2 separate regions of the Mus musculus genome follow, and region 1 is linked to region 2. The links are chromatin contacts, found by Hi-C or POLR2A ChIA-PET in ENCODE. All regions are on one chromosome and are shown on one strand. The core of a region is the stretch at or near the end of the contact, and the rest is flanking DNA. Distances in the headings are between cores, read along the strand shown.

Region 1 (2,894 bases), core at 317-2,816, 46 kb before region 2:
CAGTTGTCAATGGATAAAATGACTAATAGTTTATTCTCCACTTAGGTTTATAACTTACAAGAATCTCAGTGTGCTACTGAGATTCAGTGAAGGCAGAAACAAAACCAATTACAAAAGTTAAAATGTCTGCCCCTTTTTCAAATGTTACTGTCACTTCCAATCAAAGGAGGTAAGGAATCCAAATGGGACCATCAAAGAGAGAAACAATGGGCTTGTCTCCATGTCAGAAATGCATGCTAAATTTACTGATGTTAACTTCTAACTACTCTTTGGACTCTGCTGGAAACAGTGCTTCTCCTATTTGTCCCATGCACTGTTAATCGTGTAGTTTTCATACAATTTTCACTTCCAATTCTTCCCTCAGATCATTCCCCATCCTCTGACTAAATGACAATAATTAACTGTCCCTAAAGCACAACACCGTCTTAAATACACACGCTGCAATTTAAGGTCTAAATGTTCAACACCAAGTCGAGAGCTTTTGAAGGGAGCCTAGTCATTAAATTAAGGGTGATTTTATACTTGGGAAAAACAGGCTCAGGAAAAAAATTATCCAATGGGCTAAAAAAGGCCCTTAAAAGTTTCCTTCTGCCGGGCGTGGTGGCTCACCCCTTTAATCCCAGCACTCTGGAGGCAGAGGTAGGCGAATTTCTGAGTTCGAGGCCAGCCTGGTCTACAAAGTGAGTTCCAGGACAGCCAAGACTATACAGAGAAACCCTGTCTCAAAAAAAAAAAAAAAAAAAAAAAAAAAAAGTTTCCTTCATTCAACCCTGAGACTTGAAATCACAGTAAACTCGACCTAAAGGTATTCTGAGCGTCGGCAGCTAATCAGTGATGGCTGGAACTGGGGGCTGCCAACTCCCAACCTCGATTTCCCCACAGTAAAATTGACTACAACTGTCTGCTGTTAGGGTGTGCGGGCGCGGGGGCAGAGGATCATCTTAGGATACCCTGGTTTTATATAAGGAATGGGGCATAGTTCCCAGATTCTTTGTGTCTACTCGTGAAGCGGCTACTTGACAGCACCAGCTTAAGGTGGCCCCCGACTGGACGCATCCTTGAGGGCCAGGTTCCCCTCAGCGAAGGGAGACCTCCACATTTCGGGACTGGCCCACCTCCCCAGGACGGGTGAACCGTGGGAGGCGGTGGAGTAACGCCGACAGAGAAGACGTGCCCGTCAAGGCCATCGCCGCCCAGCCTTGCCCAAGCCCTGGTCTCGGGCCGCCAAACCCCAGCCCGGTCACTGAGCCGCGTGGGGCGGCACGGAGCTGAGAGGCCATTTGCTGCGCTGCACTGCGCTGAGCCCCGAAGGACCGGGAGGGGAAGGCCAGAGAGGGGCACGCATTAGTTCCACAGCTCCGCGGGCGAGGCGGAGAGGGGAAGGGGTCCCCCGGCCGCGGGACAGCTCGGGGTCCGTCACACACATACTCACTGCCGCGGCCGCGACCAGGAAGCACCAACCAGGAACCGAAACGCGTAGAGGAACGGGGAGGGGCGAGGACAAATGAGGTAAGGAAGCCGCGTCCGCGCGGACTCCAGGGAGGAGAAGGTACTTCCGGGGAAAACAGAGCTCTTGGGAGCTGTCCTTCCGCCCAACCCGCGAGTCCTCCGAGCGCATGCGTAACGCTTATTAACCCTTTGTTTTCTCCGCCTATAAACTTTGTGTTTGGTTTTGTTCTTTTTTTCTTCATCCTTCCTTTCGAAAAGAAATCTCGGCTGAAAAAATTATGGTGCATATTTTTATCTTATGAGTTATACTAAATAGAAGCTACTTGAAGGGCAAAAGTAAGTGCGAGTTCACTTACTCCCGTGTTGGAAAGAAAACTACAATTCCCATGATACCTTGGTCCGGTCGGCAGGGGCTGTCTCTTTTCTAGCTCTGGGTGACGCCCTCGTAGTAACACGTGGCGCAGAGCAAATCGGCCCCTTTTCCGGGTGGAGGTCAGAGTTAGTAGGGGATTTAGGGTTAGTAGGTGACTTCGGAGAGGGACCTTGATAATGCCAGCGCGGGAAGAGGCATTTTTGAGAGTGTCTGGTTTGGGTTTTGGTTTTTCCGCTAGTGGGAATAGTGACCGCACGGCTTTTCTCACCTTAGGTTGTAAAGTGCACTCGGAGGTGCTTCCGCCTTGTTAACTGTTTGTGAACCGTGAAGAGCTGCACTCCTGCAACACGGAGTAAATGCTGTTCTTTCTGGTACTAGGAGACGGTGTTCACGGCCTCCAGCATTGGTTCCCTTGGTCACACCTTTAAGAAAAAACAAAAAAACAAAAAAACTTTAATTATGAGGTTGGACGTGTAACCCAGTTGGTAAAGTGCTTGCTTACCGCATAGAAGGCCCTGGGTTCATTTTTAAGTTCCACCACATAAGCAGCCTAGTACAGAGGAGGTGGAAAAAGGAAAATAAGGAATTCAAGTTCATCCTTAGCAACGTGGAGCAGTCAAAGATAGCCTGAGCTACTTAAGACCTTGTCACAGTCAAACACAAACAAACATAAGTTCATCTAAGCAACTTTACAAATACCGAATTAGGTACTGACAACATCCCTGATAGATGAGTTTGATTTTAAATCTTTTTGCCAACATTTATTGAACATATTAGAGCCAAGCTGTCAGCCTTCTACGTTATTAGAAAACTAAGCTTATATTTACTTAAACTAAATTATAGGGGGGTTGGGGGAAGAGTTTCAGGAAAATGTCAGGCTGTTCTAGAAAGTCCAGATAAAGTAGAAGAATTTTAAGGTCTTGTTACAGTATTAGGAGTTTGAAAATAATTACAAAATTCGATTAGCATTATGGTTATGTGCTAGGAAAGAAAGGGACAAGACACTATAAAAAGGCAAAATTGAAAAACCTATTTGGGGGATAGAAAAAGTGGTATAGAAGTAGGTCACATG
Region 2 (3,201 bases), core at 215-2,714:
CCGGACCCACAGGCTGCAGGGAGGGGTGGCACAGGGGACTACGCAGACTACTTGGTGGGGGTGGGGGACTCCCGGGAATCCACAGCCACGTTTCCAATTGTGGCGAAATCTGCTCAGTGAATTTGCGATGTCCGGTGCCCACTGACCCCTCCCCCTATCCTCGAACTCTAGGCTCTCTCCCCTAGGTTGCAGCCCAGCCTCGTGACCACCCCCCTCCAAAAAAAAAAAAATCAAACAAACACTCTCGGAGAGCGATTCACTTTCCGAAACTGCCATTGTCCAGTGGCCCTAGAGCGCTCACCCGCCCTGGAGAACCTTCCCCTGCGACCACCCCCGCAACGGGGCTCTATAGGCTTCTCGCGGCCAAACCCAGCCGCTTGGAATTCAGACTGGGGAGGGAGCAGAGTAGAGGAGGCTTGAGCTCGGACGGCAGGGAGCGAGGTTGGACACCACACCTTTACCTAGTTCCTCTGCAACCGATTTTCTCTCTGGAAAATCAAGTCTGGGAACTCGGGGATGCTACAAGGTCTCTTGGCCCGAGGGCAGTGGGATTCCATTTAGGGGCCTGGGTAAGGTGTCCAGAATTTTTGCCTGTTCTCCGAGCCTGCTAGGATGGTTCTGCTTGGCCCGGGTGCTCCAAAAGCAGAGGACCGGGTTTTATCAGCAGCTTTCCGCTGAACCTCTGGGCTCTGGGGTAAAAAGGGTCGAGTTCTAAAGGGGAGATCTGGGACCTGGTGGCTGAATGGGACCTAGATACTGTAGTGATCTGAAGCTGCCCTGGAAGATGAGCCCAGCAGACCTATGGAGGTTGCAATTGAGTTGGGGGTGGGGTAGTTGGGAACCCCGAGGGCGGGCGCCGCCCTAGGGGTGAATCTGAGGATGCTGGAGCATCCCCTGTGGTTGACAATTGTGCTAGTACAGGGTTCAAAACCACTTGCTTGGCAGAATTGTTCTTTCTTTAAAATAAAAAAATGGGCCTACTGGCCCTCACAAAGCAGAGTTTACATGTAGAGCAAAAGCGCACAGGGCCGCGACCCCCAGACACAGGTTTGGAAGCGGGTACGACCCTGTGACTCAGGTTCTCCTTCCCCTAGGCGCGCGACTAACGCCGGGCCGGGCGCAGTCTGAATCTTTCCTTCCCTGCCCCCAACCCCCTATAAAAGTCCAAGGCGGCACCGAGGCGGCATTGCTGCTCTCTGGGCCTCTTGCACACCTTCGGCCAGGCCTGGTCCGCCCCGTCTGGCACGCTGGGCAGGCCGCAGAGCTGACACCCTTTCCCTGGTTCTTGGCCCGCAGTGCGGGGCGGTGCGCCGGGGGCGCGACGTGTCTGGGGACATCTTGTGATGTTGGCGAGAACAGGACATGATCTCACATGGCGAGAAGCTCTTTAGTTCCTTAATCATTTCACGGTGCCTTCGGACGCTTTTTTTCCACCTAAAACGTTTAGTTTCAGCTCAGTGATCAGCTACCCCAGCTCGGCGGGGGAGCGGAAGGCTTCAATTATTCCGACTTGTGAGCGGGCCCCAGCACCAAAAAAAAGAAAGAAAGAAAGAAAGAAAGAAAGAAAGAAAGAAAGAAAGAAAGAAAGAAAGAAAGAAAGAGGAAAGGAAGAAAGAAAAAGAGGGAGAAAAGAAAATAAAACAAAGAAAGAAAAAAGAAAAGAAAAAAGAAAGAAAAGGAAAAAAGACACCCCAAAAAAAGTGGAAACTTTTCCTCGCTGTCCATTTCATCAAGTCCTGAAATATCGAAATGGATTTAGAGAAAAATTACCCGACTCCTCGGACCATCAGGACAGGTAGGAACACCGCGAAACGGGATTCATCCATGCTTACTCTGGGACACTACCCAGTGCTAGTATCCATGCTAATATCCATGCAAGAAGAAAGGTGTGTGTGTTTGTGTGTGTGTGTGTGTGTGTGTGTGTGTGTGTGTGTAGTTTTCTCAGGAAAAGGCCTGTCCTTCTACAGTGCGTTCACATGGTTTTCACTAGTCCGTCAAGGTGTCTTCAAGGAGGCCTGTTTTCTTTGGTTTTGTTTGATTCTGTTTCTGATACTTGTGTTGGTGTTAATCTGGAGATGTTCAAGTTTGGATCTGTGTGCTCACTTGAGGAGATCAATGTGTGCAGGAGTTTGTGTTACCCCAAATAGGTGTTCAGTTTGAGTTTGTACGCCTGTTGGCATCTTTACTAGCTTGTATCTTGCCTTGAGCATATTAGCATGTGTTTATGAGTTAGTGTTTGTGTGCGTTCTTTTTAAGACTCCAAGATGTGTGTTTGTGTAAATTCTGTGTATATAGTTTGATAAGCATCTCACTCACTGGACATCTACTGCTTAAGAGGTCTGGTCATCTCTATATCCCAAGTGATTTTGGAAGTAAGAAAGAGGTGGTTCTCTGACCCCTCCATTTTTGGATGTCAACAGCTGCCCAATGTGTACATACCAATACATACAAAAGTGCTTGTCTCTAGCACTGGTATAGCTCTGGGGCCTACTAGGGGTATAGTATACAACACATGTGCTGCCAGGCCTAAGTCTTATAATATTGAGAGATAGAATCAAAAGTGATGTGAATTCAGGGCAATTAAGCTCTCACTGTGCAGTGTGCACTGTCTCATTAGTGTAGTGTTGCATTTAGCATTTGTGTACAAGGGTCTCCTACAGCAAGCACAACTTTGGTAGGTAAGAACAGTCTGTGGACTACTGATGACATTTTGACAGTGTACACACACACACACACACACACACACACACACACTCCAATCCCTTGCCTTTAGGCTGTCACCTAGATTAGCCTCTGACATTGTGTGTGTATATATGTCACACTGTATGCTCAGGCTTTGTCCTGTGGGTGCTGCTCCAATGAAGGAGAGCACAAGTGGGTGGGTATGTGAGCCTAGCCTGGTCATTCAGCTGGGGTTACTGTATGTACACAGGCCTTCTTGGCACAGTGCCCCTGTGCCTCCCAGAGGCCCATGCAGTGGGTAGCAGGATATGTTTATGTTTGAGATGTGGCAGGGCAGTAGGCCTCTGTCTATGCTAAGACATAACATGGTATGCCATCCTGTTTTGCTCCTTAGACTCTTGGGCCAACCTGTACACTAACACTCTGAGCAATGGCAGGAAACCCACTTTTCTCATTTCTGGGTTATCTATGAGATCTCAGTTCTACTCAAGCCTTTGATAAAGTCAAGAAGATAAAACT

What was found. Hi-C counts contacts between places; a loop is a spot of excess contacts on that map. ChIA-PET counts read pairs that join two places held with the same protein, here RNA polymerase II (POLR2A).
Region 1: a map of v-Abl transformed pro-B cells shows a loop between it and region 2 (2.5-fold over the local background). The contact joins the promoter of Zcchc7 here to the promoter of Pax5 in region 2. A Hi-C loop is called at or near these places in 3 of 37 maps with a recorded cell type or tissue (left cerebral cortex and v-Abl transformed pro-B cells). POLR2A ChIA-PET finds 5 or more read pairs at or near these places in 3 of 5 experiments (all embryonic stem cell).

The regions. Positions count from the first base shown.
Region 1 is chr4:44,755,231-44,758,124 of GRCm38, reverse strand. It overlaps Zcchc7 (zinc finger, CCHC domain containing 7), which reads right to left and starts at 1,566. Exons shown (of 9, transcript NM_138590.4): 1 at 1,433-1,566.
Region 2 is chr4:44,708,957-44,712,157 of GRCm38, reverse strand. It overlaps Pax5 (paired box 5), which reads left to right and starts at 1,464. Exons shown (of 10, transcript NM_008782.3): 1 at 1,464-1,795. The coding sequence starts at 1,750. RefSeq lists a promoter at 1-1,232.